2 separate regions of the Homo sapiens genome follow, and region 1 is linked to region 2. A link is an interaction called in ENCODE POLR2A ChIA-PET data of the cell type or tissue named here. Cell type or tissue: HepG2. All regions are shown on one strand.

The links. ChIA-PET counts read pairs that join two places held together with the same protein. Peaks named below come from ENCODE experiments on the same cell type or tissue, not always from the same donor. Only the 100,000 strongest peaks of a DNase experiment are listed, where the experiment ranks them.
Region 1: POLR2A ChIA-PET joins it to region 2 with 5 read pairs; 5 of 35 experiments call an interaction of 5 or more read pairs at or near these places.

Annotation. Positions count from the first base shown.
Region 1 is chr4:140,724,603-140,732,602 of GRCh38, forward strand. All of the region lies in intron 1 of TBC1D9 (TBC1 domain family member 9), which reads right to left. LOC124900786 (a long non-coding RNA gene) reads left to right here and starts at 4,014. Exons shown (of 3, transcript XR_007058282.1): 1 at 4,014-4,042; 2 at 4,340-4,401. In HepG2, no CTCF peak of the experiment used is centred here; a DNase peak (open chromatin) is centred at 3,619; H3K4me3 peaks cover 288 bases.
Region 2 is chr4:140,636,344-140,644,343 of GRCh38, forward strand. It overlaps TBC1D9 (TBC1 domain family member 9), which reads right to left. Exons shown (of 21, transcript NM_015130.3): 14 at 2,987-3,085; 15 at 2,743-2,811. It also overlaps the pseudogene TNRC18P1. Among named protein-coding and RNA genes, the nearest start is that of UCP1, 71 kb to the left of the region's middle. RefSeq lists an enhancer at 7,251-7,924. In HepG2, CTCF peaks have their summits at 1,697 (motif pointing left) and 5,758 (motif pointing right); DNase peaks (open chromatin) are centred at 1,698, 4,928 and 5,718; H3K4me3 peaks cover 1,618 bases.

The DNA of each region.
Region 1 (8,000 bases), 88 kb after region 2:
CTACATGTCAAAAACACCATTAAATTAAGAGAAATTGGAAAAAAAAAAAAAACTTGCAACTCAGATCACACACAAAAGGCTCATGTACCTAATATACAAAGTTCCTAAATTGGTCAATAAGAAAAGGAGCAACCACCAAAAACAAAGTGGGCAAAGAGCAAGTACAATTTATAGGAAAAAAATCTATAAATGGCTTGTAAACATGAAAAAATGTTCAACAACACTTAAAAGAAAATGCAAATTAGAAGTACACTGAAATATCATTTTCACTTGTCAGAATGGCAAAAATCCATAATATGATAACACATTCTGTTTTGCAAGACTGGGAAAACAGACATTCCTCACACATGGTTTGTGAGCGTGCAACTTGGTAAAACCCCTAGGAAGGGGAATTTGGCAATACCTATCAAAATTGCAAATGCATATACCAATGGCCCTACGATTTCACTTGTTGAAATTTTTTCCACAAATATATTTCACAATTAGCCAAATAACATATGTACACGGCTATTTATTGCAACAGTTTTATAGTATATGCCGAAAAATAGAATAAACGTCCATTAACAGAGGAGTAAATAAAATGATGGCATTGCCATATAATGGAATGTGCAATCATAAAAAATAAAAAGCAAAAGAAAGATGACATGCTATGTTTTGATACAGAAAGATATACCATTGTACGGTAGATGAACCTGACAGCAATAACTTAAGCATACCCTGAGAACGACCCTGTATGGTCTATGCACCTGATTGTGTGTTCAGAGTTCCAAGTTAAGGAATTCAAGAGGAGCCAACCTGGAGATTCATTCCTCATCTATGAGGAACATCTGAACCCCTGTCAGGTCCAGCGGAACAAGAGCTGTACAGGGGATGGGGGCCCTTTGTTTTAGTTTAAATGAAGGTTGCTGGGTGGAGGTTGTTACGGGGAGAGTGCTAAGTTAAAATGTGATATAAAGTGCATGCTTTTTACAACTGGTGGCAGTTCTCCTGTCCAGCTCACTGACACTGGACCACTCTGGAAATAAGTTCCCTCTAGTAAAACCCCATATCTCGTTTGCTGGATGCGGATCTCATCTTTGGCCTCTTGAGCCTGGTGCCTTCCCTCCTGGAGTTAATAGGGGTTGGGCACGGCAATTGTTCACTGAAAAAAGCACGGTATGGAAAAACCTTTTTGTACAAAGGATTCAGGGAAGTGTGGGATAAAATTACATATTGTAATTTGCTTGTACATGCAAAAAGAATCTGGAGAACATGAAAAAATAAATACAATGGTGACCTAGAGTCGGTGATAATAGGGCTGAGAAATTTTCCACTGTATGCTGTTTAATATCTTTGGATCTTTGAACCATATAAATATATTGTTACTCAAAACTTTAAAAAATTGGCCAGGCACAGTGGCTCATGCCTATAATCCCAGCACTTTGGGAAACCAAGGCAGGTCTCCTGATCACCTCAAACTCCTGATCACTTCAGGTCAGGATTTCAAGACCAGCCTGGCCAATATGGCAAAACCCCGTCTCTACTAAAAATACAAAAATTACCTGGGCGTGGTGGTGCATGCCTGTAATCCCAGCTACTTGGGAAGCTGAGGCAGGAGAATCAATCAAACCTTGGAGGTGGAGGCTGCAGTGAGCCAAGACTGCACCACTGAACTCCACCCTGGGCGACGGAATGAGACTCCGCCTCAGAAAAAAAAAAATTTTAAAAATTTTAAAAAGTATATTTGTGCCTGTGTCAAATACATTCTTTGTTGAGAACACTAATAAATTATTAACCTCAAGAATTAGGGGATGCTTGAGGGACAGCTGCTCAGGGTCAACATGCGCAAACTTTTCTCCTCTTACATCTTTTCCTAAATGTGAATTATGGGGCTTGAAAGTAGAGACATTCTCACAACACCCCTACCCCCAATACTACCTTGTCTTGAAATGGTGTTACTTAAATACACACAAACATAAAACCAAGTATAAACTTCTTATGTTCAAAGCTCATTTATAATATAATTATAAAACCAAGCTATATTTAAAAATAAATATGGTAAAATTATAAAACCAATGAAAGTCTGAAATAACCACATTTACTTATTGTGCAAGATGAGATTGTTTTGTTAAAACTAAATCACGACTTGATCAGAAATGCTGTACAGAGTAACATGGCCCAAGTTCTCCTGAATTCAGCATACCACATTATCTTTGTTACACAAAGCAGTTACTCTACCACAACTTTTCTCTATTCTTTGCTTAGTGTGCTGCAAAATCATTTGCCCTTCTTTTGCCCAAATGCATCTGTTACATAGTCAAGCTGCCTCTGTCATTTACTCAATATCTCATAACAACTGATATGCGGTCAACCCAGTCATAAATCCAAGTGCCAACTCAAACACTAAAGTTGGGTGTCAGTGGTGAGTCATAAGGTGGTCATTCTGATAACCCCAAATAAACTTGTATCAAGGTTATCTTGTTAGCATTCTTAACATCATAACAAAAATGAAAATATCAAATTTAAAAATTATAGAGAGAACTTAGACTCTGAGAGGTATACAGATCCCCAGCAGTTCACAGAGCCTAGTGTGCAAAACACAGCCATAATGAGTTACCATCTAATTATCTGTAATTTGTTTGAAATGCAGTGATTGCCCCTATTCACTGCCCCAGTGGAAGACTCTACTGTGGATCTGATTCTCAAGCCCCTGAGGGGTCAGACTCCTGACTACCTGGCTCTCTCCTGGCTCCTGCATCTACTTTCACCTTTGATTCTCTCTTTGCATCACTGCCCACAGCAGTGGGGCAGGCCAGGCCCCATTCTGGTGGCCACGTTCAGGCTCTCAAAGCCCAGCCTGGGGCAGAGTCCCAAACCACCTATGGCCTAGGATGGAAGCGTGGACATTTTGTGATGCTATAATCCCCATTCAGCACAAATAACTATTTTCCATAAAGGGCACATATATTACAGTGTGCATTTGAAAGCCTCTCATTAAGTCTTATCAAAAACCAAGAAACTAATTTCCATATTAAAAATCTATTGTTCTGACTCAGAATGTGCTATTCAGCAGATTCTTGCTGAATACAGTCTCTTAAGCAAAGAAATTTGTCATGTATTTCTGCATCCTTGGTGCCTACATGTGATAAGCACCTAATATCTGTTCCATGAGTGAACAAGTGAATAAATGAATGAATGAATGAGTGACGAATTAGCCAGGAAGTTAAAAAAAAAAAGGGGTGGGAATGGCATAACACCCATCAAAGTACTACCTGCTGGTAAACTCCACCTGAGCAGTCAGTTGGCCTCTCTTTGCTATCTCTAGTTTCTCTAATTGCACGGAAGGAGTATTACCTTTTGCTAATTAAATTCTTTCTCCAGATAAAATTTTCTTTAAGAAATCATAGTCTACCAGAAAAATAGAGTAGAGTTTCCATGCACATTTCTTTTATTTTACTTTTTTACTTTTAACTCTAGCTCCTATAGGAGGAAGGACACATTTATTTTTAAAGTATTTGCAGAAGTAGTATAGGGAGTCATTCTGATATTTGGCCTGTTGCCATGGCTAAAGCTAAAACAAGCAGGTTCTACTGGCCCAAAGTTAATAAAGAAAGTAAGATGGTAAACACTGTTCCACCAAATGCAATGCACACAGTTGTTATAAAGGTCACTGGCTACATACTGCAGACATTCTTTTGATACCATATTCTGCACCAGTCAGGAATGTTGGCCATAATCCAATGAAAGGGGAAAATAAACAGAATTCTCTCAAAGTCAAGTGTTTCTGGGTTATATTAAAAAATTTTTAACTTTAAATGGTAAAAAAAAAAAAAAAGTAACAGTTTTAACAAAACTTTCAATTAATTTAAGTTAGCCATCTTAGAAAAGTAGAAATCTACTTGTTTTTTTTGTTTGTTTGTTTTGTTTTTTTTGAGACAGTCTTACTCTGTCACCCAGGCTGGAGTGCAGTGATGCAATCTCGGCTCACTGAAACCTTCACCTCCTGGGTTCAAGCGATTCTTGTGCCTCAGCCTCGCGAGTAGCTGGGAAGCTGGGATTACAGGTACGTGCCACCACGCTCGGCTTTTTTTGTTTTTTTGAGAAGGAGACTGGCTCTGTCGCCCAGGCTGGAGTGCAGTGGCTCGATCTCAGCTCACAGCAACCTCTGCCTCTCGGGTTCAAGCGATCCCCCTTCCTCAGCCTCTCAAGTAGCTGGGACTACAGGTGTGCGCCACCCACACCTGGCTAATTTTTGTATTTTTAGTAGAGACGGTGTTTCACCATGTTGGCCAGGCTGGTCTCAAACTCCTGGCCTCAAGTGATCCACCTGACTCAGCCTCCCAACGTGCTGGGATTACAGGCATGAGCCACTGGACCAGGTCGAAATCTACTTCTCTGGATGAAAACTGAGGCACATGGAAGGTAAATAAATTTTCAGTGTCATTCTGGGGCCCATGCTAGATCCTCTTGGCAATGCTTTAACATCTTTCTATTCTTCTTACTCTTTCCTGTTTTTGGATTTTCCCTCTGTCATGCAGTCCTCATTTGCCACAGCCATTAATTGGTTACCCTCTCTGAAGGTTGACATTTCACGTTTCCCATAACGACAGGATGAAACCACCTCATTGGATCTCAGAATGTGAAGCTCTACGTAAAAGTAAAATTACACAGACGTAATGTGTATACTAGATAATTTACTTTTCATAAGATATGAGAGATATGCATAGTTTGAACAAATCCTCAGTTTCAATGAGATTTAACTAATCCCAGAAGATTCTGATGATATGAAAATGAGATTGCACTCAAACACATTCTCGAACTGCAATTTATCCATCACAACAGCAAAGGGCCCCATGGAGGCACCAGGGAGATGATAATTTCAGTTCCATGTAACAGGTTGCACTTCCCTTCCTTTTGATTTTCAAAATAGAATAAAAAATAATGACACAACAGGGTTTTTCTCCCTTGCCATATTCCTTTGTAAAAATCCCCTTTTGGGAGGGTAAGGCAGAAGGAGCATGAGATCAAGAGATTGAGACCATCCTGGCCAACATGGTGAAACTCCGTCTCTACTAAAAATACAAAAAAATTGGCTGGGCCTGGTGGCATGCGCCTGTAGTCCCAGCTACTCAGAAGGCTGAGGCAGGAGAATTGCTTGAATCCCGGAGGCAGAGGTTGCAATGAGCCGAGATTGCACCACTACACTCCAGCCTGGTGACAGAGCAAGATTCCATCTCAAAAAAAAAAAAAAAAAAAAAAAAAAATCCCCTTGAGTGGTTATTTCATTGAATCTGAGCAAACAACTATTTTTTGTCTTTTTTTCCCCCAGGGGGTACCCAGCACTGAGAAAGCACTGTTTTGAATGTATTGTCACCACCCACTTTTCCAGGTATTTTGTTGTGGCTTCTGCAGGGCCAAAATTCTCCATTTTAGCAAGAGCCAGGGTTTATGCCTTCCCCCGTATAGACTCCTGGAAATCAGGCAGAAAAAAGTCTTCACCCACTTTATGTGTCTCTTTGTGTAACTTCATAAAGCTTCAGCCCTTGAGTCCCACTCTGATTCCAGGCACTAAAAAGCTTTTTCTAAGAGTTGAATCCTTGATATGATAAGTAAGCCTGCATGGGACCATCATGAGTAGCTCTTCCTCATCAGGCCACTGTAACATTAATGTCTATCCTATAGCCTGGTGTTTGTCAACGGGCCACTCTGAGACCAAAGGGAACCTGGTCAGGAAAAAGCCCTCTGCCTTACATTGTTGGTACCAGGGGATATCAGATGTTGTCTAAGACTTTCAAAGATACCCTGACAAATAATGGATCTGACGGCACTGTCTAAATGAGACATCAAGAAACAGGACATGGGCCGGGCATGGTGACTCATGCCTGTGATAATCCTAGCACTTTGGGAGGCCGAGGCAGGCAGATCACCTGAGGTCAGGAGTTCAAGACCAGCCTGGCCAACATGGCAAAACCCCGTCTGTACTAAAAATACAAAAATTAGCCAGGTGTGGTGGTGGGTGCTACAATCCCAGCTACTCAAAAGGATGAGACAAGGAGAATTGCTTGAACCTGGGAAGCAGGGTTGTAATGAGCCTAGATCTCACCACTGCACTCCAGCCTGGGCAACAGAGCAAGACTCCGTCTCAAAAAAACAAAAATAAAAACAAACAACAAAAAAGAAATAGAACATGAATTTGCTTGTACATGGAATCACCTGATGCACAACGGTATGGAGCTGAGGCCCACAGGGAGCAAGTATGAGGCACGAGTACTTGCACTCTAAAATGGAGAATCCTGCAGATATACCTTCTTACTACTGGAACTACTACTGTCCATTCTGAAGATGCTTTGAGCTGGTATTCCGAAGATTCAGAGAGTAATTGCTTGTCATCAATGAACTCAAGTTAAATGATGCTCGTCCTTTACCCAAAGACAGTCAGCCACATTCTTACTCAGACCATGGGACCATTTGAACTTGCTTTTGAGGTTCTAGAAATGCAAGGGGGAAAGGCAGGTAGGCTGCAGAGGGTTTAAGCAGGTAGACTCAAGGAAGACTGCCTGTGTTTACATACCACCAACTCAAGCACTTATTGCTGAGTAGCTTCTCACTCAGTGCCATCCTCTGCAGCACAATGATGATGGTAAGTGCTACTTATTGGCTGTTGTGTTGGTCAAGAAGAGAGCATGTGTAAGGCACTCAGCACAGTGCCAGGCTCTCAGTAAACACTCAATTAATATTACATATTATTAGGATCACTAATTATTATGTGGAGTCTCACTGCCCAAATCCAGAAATTGTCTCCTGACTACCCATTAAAGAAGGAAAAAGGGCTGGGTGAGGTGGCTCACACGTGTAATCCCAGCTACTTGGTAAGCTGAAGTGGTAGGACTACTTGAGGCCAGGAGTTCGAGACCAGCGTGGCCAACATAGTGAAAACCTGTCTCTATAAAAATAAAATAAAGGTTTCTAGAACCACCAAAATGATTGATTCACAAAAGGGTAAATGGTTTCCAAGCTGTTGCGTGTCTTATAGAATGAACACCTGGTCTAAAATCCTACACAATGGCACCATAGTTTTAAAACACATACACACACACACACACACACACACACCCCAAACATTTGCAGGGTACTTCAGTGCACTCACTACAAATCTGATCGTCACAAAAACTCCTGAGGAGCAGATACAATTTTTTTTACTTTATAGCTCTATGAAAAAAACACGCTGGTGGAATTTGGTCTCAAAGCCAAATTTTCTTATTCTAAAACCTCTCTTCTTTCCACCATACCATAAAAGAAAATGTGCCTTAACTGGTATATTGGTGTTCCATCTGAGTGATGTGCACATTGCATAAAGCTATCTGGATGAGAGGGATGGGTGGTGCTGAAATCTAGCCCCAGCCCTGCGTGGAAGCCTGTGCCTTTCTGGTGACATAGCTCAGAAAGGATATCTTTTTCTAAGTGCACAATGCCCACATAGGCCCTACTCAGGTAACGGCTCAGAAGTCAGGCTCTTAACCATAAGTCTATGCTCACTAGTCTGCTGTCCCTAGAAGTAGTACCAGTTGAAAATGCAAATTCAAAGGAGTATTGATAAACATACGAATAACATATAATATGCAGTGGTTTTAATTTATTAAATGGGAATGAGACTTAGAGGTATGGGAGATATTATACCTTAATCTTCTCCAGTTGACCTCCAAGACATCAAGTCTCCATGGACAGTTGCTTGTCTTTGTCAGAGACCTGTCACAGGTCTTATTTAGAAAGAAAACCAAACACTAATGGATATCTTTGGGCAGTTGCAAAATATTTAAATCTGCAAATACATTCTGCCTTAATAGCCAGATACTATTGTAAGATGTCTCAAATATAATTACAAGAAGACTTTTGGGAAATTAGAACACCTTTCCCATTTAGGACATTGTTACTGTTTACTCACCCATGTTCTCCAAGTCCTAAATAAAACACTGCTCAGTTCTTTCTTCCTCTCATTAAGTACTTATTTAATTAACTGAAAT
Region 2 (8,000 bases):
ACTACATCATTCCTTTGTATCTCCAGAAAAATACCCAGAAATCGACTTCCTTAAAAAAAAAATTTAAGAGACAGGGTCTCACTCTGTTGCCCAGGCTGGAGTGCAGTGGTGTGATCCTGGCTCACTGCAGTCTCGACCTCCTGGGCTCAAACGATCCTCCTACGTCAGCCTCTGGGCTACAAATATATGCTACCATGCCTGGCTAATGTAAAAAATATATATTTTTTAGTGATGGGTCTTGCTATGTTGCCCAGGCTGGTCTAGAACTCCTGGGCTCCAGCACTCCACCCTCCCACCTCAGCTTCCCAAGTACCTGGGATTACAGATGTGAGCTACTGCACCTGTCTCTAGAAATTGGCTTTTTAAAGTACTAAGAAGTCTGGCAGGGTAACTAACACATAGTGATGACTTAATAAATGTTTGAGAAGATGAATGAGAGCCAATTGAAGTGTTGCAATGATTCCATGAAGTGTCCATAACTGAAGTTTTATATTGGATTCTTTAGTAGAAGAGACTCTGTCCCACCTGACACCAACCGAGTCTCAGGTTCTTCTGGGTCCTCAATACAGCTGAGGAACCTGTGTTTTCAACACACCCTTAGGGCAGGGTTTTGAGTATAAGAAAACTGCTTTCCTCAGCATATTCTCAGGGTTCAAATGACACGGCTGTTATCTGAAGGTACACAGACCAGAGAGCGCAGCAGTGCCCAGGTTAAGATGTGGTTTCAGCTGGGCGTAGTGGCTCATGCCTGTAATCCCAGCACTTTGGGAGGCCAAGGCAGGCAGATCACAAGGTCAGGAGTTCGAGACCAGCATGGCCAATATGGTGAAACCCCACCTCTACTAAAAATACAAAAATCAGCCAGGCATGGTGGCAGGCACCTGTACTCCCAGCTACTCGGGAGCCTGAGGCAGGAGAATCGCTTGAACCTGGGAGGCAGAGGCTACAGTGAGCCGAGATCGTGTCACTGCACTCCAGCCTGGGTGACAGAACGAGACTCCGTCTCAAAGAAGGAAAAAAAAAAAAAGATGTGATTTCAATGACTACCAGATCCAGGACTTCTGTACAGCCAGCCCTGGTCCTCCTTCTTTTGCTTTCCCCGAGTCAGCCTCCTCTGTCCGCTGTCACAGTCCTTTCTCTTACCTGTCCATGCTCTTGCTGCCTCCAGCTGCTACTTCCACTTCGTTTAGCTCCCCCCAGAATCCTGGCCCTGCCCCCATGCCCTGAGAACGTTTCTTCTGGTCCTCAGCATCCCTTAAAAACCTGATCTGAATTGCATCATTGTTTTCTCCTGCCTTACGGATCTCCAACTTACACTATGTGGAACAATTAGCTACAGGTGCTTAACATGTACGAATAAAATATTCATGAGCTGGCACACCACAGAGACTGCACCCTCAAGTGCCGGATGCAGGCTGGCAGGGGTGCCACTGTCCACTCTGTTGATAATGCTGATGCTGCACCAAGCGCACCACCAACCAGCCTGGACACCCGGAGTGCCTCCATCTTTCTGGGCTTCGGTTTCCTCGTCAGAAAAATGCAGGGACTGTGTTATATTGAGAACTAATCACTAATTTATCTATTAATTCAACACACATGTTTGGAACACCTACAAAGGCAGAGACTCTAGTATTAGTACTAGTGCACTTTACCAGGCACTAGTGACACCAACATAAATAAAACAGTGGTGCCCTCCAGTGGTGAACAGGCAGTGGGCGACATCAGCAAGGGCAGTCCTAAGCAACCACATTTTCTGACTGTAAGACGTAGAATACCAGTGTTCTAGTTTTTATGTTCGTTTCTATTTCCTCCTGTACTATCTTTGCAATTCTCAAAACAGCCAAATTTAGTTCTGATGGTAATTAGAAATTGTGATGAAATTGGCACCTGCATAAAAGGCATATTTTAAACTTTTTTTCCTGTTGATTATCACATTTTAACCTCTGATGCTGATGATACCTATGACAAAAATATTTTTTTCCAAACGAAAAAATTGTACTTTGCTTTATTTATGACCATAATACTTTCTTATTAAGAATCAAGATTGGGGCCAGGTGTGGTGGCTCACACCTGTAATCCCAGCACTTTGGGAGGTCGAGGTGGAGGTCAGGAGTTCAAGACCAGCCTGGCCAACATGGTGAAACCCCATCTCTACTAAAAAAAAAGAAAAAAAAAAAGAAAAAAGAAAAATATAAAAGTTAGCCGGGTGTGGTGGTGTGCGCCTGTAATCCCAGCTGTACCTGGGCAACAGAGTGAGAGCAAGACTCCGTCTCAAAAAAGAATAAAAATAAAAAAATAAAGATTGGTAGGGGCTGAATTAGGAAAGGAAAATCACAGAAATTTAACCAATTATGCTTTTCCTTGGGCACTTAAACAACTTTATTCTAACTACATAAGGGTGTTTTTATAGCTTAACATAGGCAATCACAATTTGCAATAATTCAAGCAGAACTTAAACTTGATCACCATTGTTTTTAATAAGTATTATGAAGCAATAACCTATTTTTTTAGGTTCAAGTAAACAACTAGAATATTATATGGAGTGCAAGGTAACTAAAACATCAACTTAAATTGGTTATAAGAATGTTTATTTTCATATTAAGTACTACAGTTTTGTACTCTCAGCTCTAGCTTCCTATTTATATTATCCCTTAATTTAACAGAAAAATCAAGAACTAACTGAATTATTAAGGTGAACTCCTTTACTCCTTTGAATGGGCATGAATTTACCTTGCAACTCACCTTGAAAAGAGCATAAAGTTCTTCCAGCTCATCAATGGTAAAGGAAGTTTCTGTCACAATGGTTCGTACCTATAAAAATATTAAGCAAAATGAATTTCACAAACTCAAAAAGTGCCATGCTGGGAAAATCCCTAATTTTTCCCTTTCAAATTGTTTTCAGTTCTGTCAGGCAGGAATCCACAGCCAGCAGGAGTGTGAAGAAGGAAGATGACAGAGGTTGCCTGCTACTTCTTAAAGGACTTACCACGTTGCGTTTCGTAGTATCCTCCAGCGTCTGGATCACTTTCAGTCTCTGTTTGAATCTCATCTGTTCAATCAAATCTGCCCGGATAGTTCCGAATTTCTGTAAAGGAGCAATATTGGTGTCTCTGAAAAAATCTCTTACAGCACACAATGTCCTGTCTGCAGAATGCCTGCAACACACTCTTGACACATCAAAGAAATGACTTCTCATATGATGGGCATCCTACAGTACACCTTTAGCTACTGTTTTAAAGCCACCGAGCAATCAGAAATAAATATCTGGAAATTCTCAGGCAGCTCAGCAGCTGAATTAAATTTCAGAGTCAAATGTATTTTCCTTAAGTCATCAAGTTTGTCAAGAAGGGCTAAATAAGGCTACTTGTGTATGAACAAATGCTTCAAAGAAAGAATCTTCTCAACTAGCAGAAAGGTCTAAGGCTAACAATTAGACTAGAAGATTGGAAGAAACCTCCAACCCTGTGTGAGTCTCCCTGCTCCTGACCAGTAGGTTCAAGAGCATTTGTCCATCTGGCCCAGAAATGCATGCTATGTGTCTCCTGATGGCAGACACTGTGAGCTAGCCATCTCTTCAAGCTCCTTCGTACCCCCTAAATGTTTGTTGTCAAAAGCCAAACCAGTCTTTCTATCTGAAGGCAGAGAAAGAATTTGTAAGATTTTATATATCTTAGGGATGCAAAAGAAAGACAAAGAAACCCTGGTTAAAGTATGAAGCTTAACCCATGGAAGCAGTGACTGCAATAGTTAAATATATTTGGAAACCAAAAAAGTATCTGAGACAGGTCTCAATCAGTTTAGAGGTTTATTTTGCCAAGGTTGAGGAAATGCCTGGGAAAGAGATGCAAGTCACAGGAGGCTATGTGGCTTGCACTTTTTCCAGGGAAGGTTTTTAGGACTTCAATATTTAAAGGGGAAAAGGGGCAACAGGGGGAAGAAAGGGGAAAGGGAAAAAAAGAGGGAGGGTATCACATGTTGTGTGAAAAGGTGGGGAAGAGGGAACAGTCAACTCTGCATTTGTCTGGCGCTCAGTAAATCTGCACTTTACATAAGATAAACGTAGAGGAAGATGACAAATATGACCTTATCTTAGGGTGGTGGGGTGGGGGGGGGAGTAGGTGGGGGTGATTTCTAGTCTTCTGTGGTCTTGTACCTGTGAAGAGCTGTTAATTTACATTGTCAGGGTGAGGGAGGCCCCCTTGGGAGACATGAGGCCGTCTATCTTGCAGCTATCTGTCTAGGAACAAAAGGAAAGGCAGCTTTTTGCAAGACTCAATTTCCAAGCGTAACTTTTCCCTTTGGCAAACTGAGTTTGGGGTCCTGAGATTTTGTTTTCCTTTCGCATATTTAAAGGATAAAGAAAAAGCTGACAAACAGCATCGAGTGTTGGTAAAGATATAGTGCAACCAAAACTCTTATATACTGCTGGTTGGAGTATCAGTTGCTACAACCGTTCTGAAAATCTGTCTGGCAGTATCTACTGACTGAACATTCTCATATTCCACTACTAAGTATATAACCCCCCCAAGAAGCATATACATATATGCTATATATATATAGATTTATTTTACTTTACCGAAAGACATATGCTAGAATATTAATAGTGACACTATTAACCAAAAGTCAGTAACCACTCAAATGCTCATGCACAGAATGGATAAAGAAATGGCAATATCATCACATAATCAACTATTTTGCAGCAATAAAAAGAACAATATATTTAAATCTTACAATCATAATACTAAGCAAAAAAAAAAAAAACAAAAAAAAACAGAAGCAAAAGAGCATATTCCGTGAGATTCCATTTGTATCAAGTTCAAAAGAAATCAAAGATCATCTACGCTTTTAGAAGTCTGGAGATTTATTAACCATGGTTGGATGGACAGTGATATGAAAGGGGCACAAGGGGCACTTCCAGGTTGCTAGCACGTTCTATCTTTTGATCTGAGTAAACAGTTACATGAGTGTATTAAAACAGAGGCTTTAAAAAGAGTGCCTTTGTGAGCCTTTGACCTCTTTATCAATACCTACTCCCCAGGAATTTGCAACCATTTTTATCACCTCCACTTTTTGTTTTATTGTTGTTGTTAAAAATGAACTCAGTATGTTTAATAAAGTTTGGTATTATCAAAATCGCAGTACAAACATCAAGTCACACGCCCACATGACAGAATTCCATTTATAAAATGTTTCTCGGGAAGCCCCCACTGGGCCCGTGCCCAAAGAGAGCCTGACCACAGCCTGGGGTCTCTGGGTGGGCAGAAAAGGTGAGTATGGGGGTGGGGAGGAACTCGGGGTAGGGGGAGGAGGGCGGAGAGGAAGGAAAGTGGAGAAAAATGCAGACTCAGAAGCAGTCCATATAACAGCTCAAAAAGAGCTAGCCGGCGATATTATCACAACGATACAGTACAAATCAAAGCAAAAATAAAAATAATTTGGCCGATACAGCAGGCTACACTGCCAAGAACCCAGATGGCGGCCTTCCTGCGGCCATCCGCACGGGCCTCCTCACCCCCCATCTCTCCCGTGCGCCCACTCGCTTCCTTCTCGCTCACTCGCAGGCACTCTCTCGCTAGGAAACACAGAAAGTATTTTGTGTTTGGAGATAGTAACCTTAGTCAAATGAATCTTCCGAAGAGTCGCTGAAGGAGGAATGCACCTTAGCCTCTCGAAGCAGCAAACAAAACCACTGCTTCCTGCTGGTGGCTGGCTTAGGTTTCAGAGTCCGGGAGGGGGCGGAGGAGGGGGTGTGTGCCAGGCCCTCTTGGTCAGCTAGGGGCCGCCAGCTGCCTTGCTGTCCTTTGCCACCATGCCACACAGGAGGGAAGGCATCAGTTTGGAGCTAGCCGGAGGGGCCTTGGGCGGGCCACTCTCCTTCAGGAATTCTTCGTCTTCCTCTGAGTCTGTATTGTAAGAGTAGCTGCTCACTTCGGAGGCAAACGCGGAATGGGCCGACTTGGGCTGGCCTCTGGCCTTGAACCCCACCCCTATCTTCCTGGCTTTGGCGGCCCTTTTGTGTTTACCTTCTCTGGAAGATTTCAGAGACAGGCCGGAGGCCCTTGGCCAGCACCTTCCTGTCCTTGCCCAGCAGGCTGTCATAAGGAGTTAAGTACTTGCTGCAGCCCCTGCCAGTTTTTGATTTCCCCCCAGCACTGTCTGAAAACTTGAAGGGTGACTTCAACTTGTCCTGCTTGGTGAGGGAGAGGGCCTTTGTCGAGCTTGCTTGCCAACTGCTCCTGGTCGCTGTCCATCTTCTTCTTCTTAATCTTCAGCTGACTTATGAACTTAGACGAAGCCTCGTGTTCATCCCAAGTCTGGTTCCTCTCCCTGGCTTTCCCTGTTCCAATAAGGGCATTGTGTTCCTCCTTGGGCCCTTTGTGTCTCTTCCTTATTCCTGCTCCCAGCTCATAGTCATCTGATGTCGGCAGAGATTTGCTGCTCAGCTTTCCGCTACTGTTGCAGTTCTTCCCCCTCTTGCGGGCGGGCGACAGGGCTCTCGGGGGCGTGGGTCTGTTTCCACGGCCTGCGTGCCAAGCTTCCATGGGACTCCTCGTGCCTGTCCTCGGAGTCCCGGCGCCGCTGCAGCTTCACCAGCTCATGCTGCTTCTCCTTGTACTGGTGCTGGACCTCGGCCCGCCACATTCTGAAGTCCAGTTCCAGGACGTCCATGTCCTCCACGGAGGACTTCATGGGGTACATCCGCTCCTCCTTCTTGCGCATCCAGCTGTACTTATTGTGGGCTTCAGCTCCCGTGGGAGCCGCAGGTTCTTGAGCGGGTCCCACCACGGGCCCATCCAGCACCTCCCTCAGCATGTGGCTGCCGGCTGCCAGCAGGCTCTCCAGTGAGGGCCGAGCCACCAGGGCCCGCTCCGCACCTCCCACCTTCTTGCTCCTCCTCTCCAGCTCCAGCTCTGCGATCTCGCTCAGCAGGGTGATGCCGTGCAGAAAGCTCTGCTCCAAGACAAGGCTCTCGGCAGCTTCCTGCTTCTCCAAGGCCTGGACTCCAGTAGCACCTGGGGAGGGCAGAGGCCTGGCCTGGGGCAGCTCCATGGCCACCTCCATGCCAGCCAGTGGGTCTTCCAGGCCGGGCAGGAACTGCTCAGAGCTTGCCTCTTCCAGGTAGCAGGTGCTGCCGGGCACAGGCACGGCCTCCCGGGGCTCCAGTCTCGGGCACTCTCCCTCCCCGGCGGGCACGTCACAGTCTGACATTTCTAGGCTGGGCTGGGGCTCGCTCAGGGCCGCCTGGGCCAGGCCTTCCTCCGGCGCTGCCTCTGCCGCAGGAACCGCCACAGGCACCTCCACTGGCTCCTCCTTGGCCTCCACTAGCGTCTCGGGTGTCAGCTGCACCCCCAGGTCCAATGCGGCCGTGCAGGGTTCTGTCCGGCCCGGGGAATCCACGCATGCTTCAGGCCCCTCCGCAAAGTCTGGGCACTCAGAGGGCTCGGTGCAGCCCTGCCCGGTGGCACTCAGCGCCTGGGCCTCCAACGGGCCACCTCTGCATCCGCCTGCAGGGCTCGGGGTAGCCATGGTTTCCATGGCGGGCAGTGGCAGCGGCAACTCCAGAGGCGGCAGCTCTGCGGGGCGCTCGTCCACATCCTCCACCTCCACCTTCGCCTCCTGTTCAGCCAGCGGCTCTTCCTCCGGGTCCTCCCGCAGCGGCTCTGGGATCTTGGAGGGGGACAGGAGGATGAGCTTGTCTTCGGGCGAGAGTGTCAGGCGCTTGGTCCCATCAGCTGGGAGCAGCACATCAGGGGCCAGGCCATCCGCATCGGCGGCCACTGTGGGCTGCCCCAGGAAAGGGTAGGGCCTCCCGTAGTGTGGTGGCAGGGCTTGGAACGGATACCTGGGCGGCATATCTGAGAACAAGGCCTGGAAAGTGCTGGGGGCTTCCTTATCCAACTCCAAGTCCTTCTTCTCGACCACGTTGTCGGGGGTCTCTTCCTTGCGGGTGATACCCGGGGTGGACAGCAGGGAGTGGGGAGGCAGGCTGGTGGGGTGGG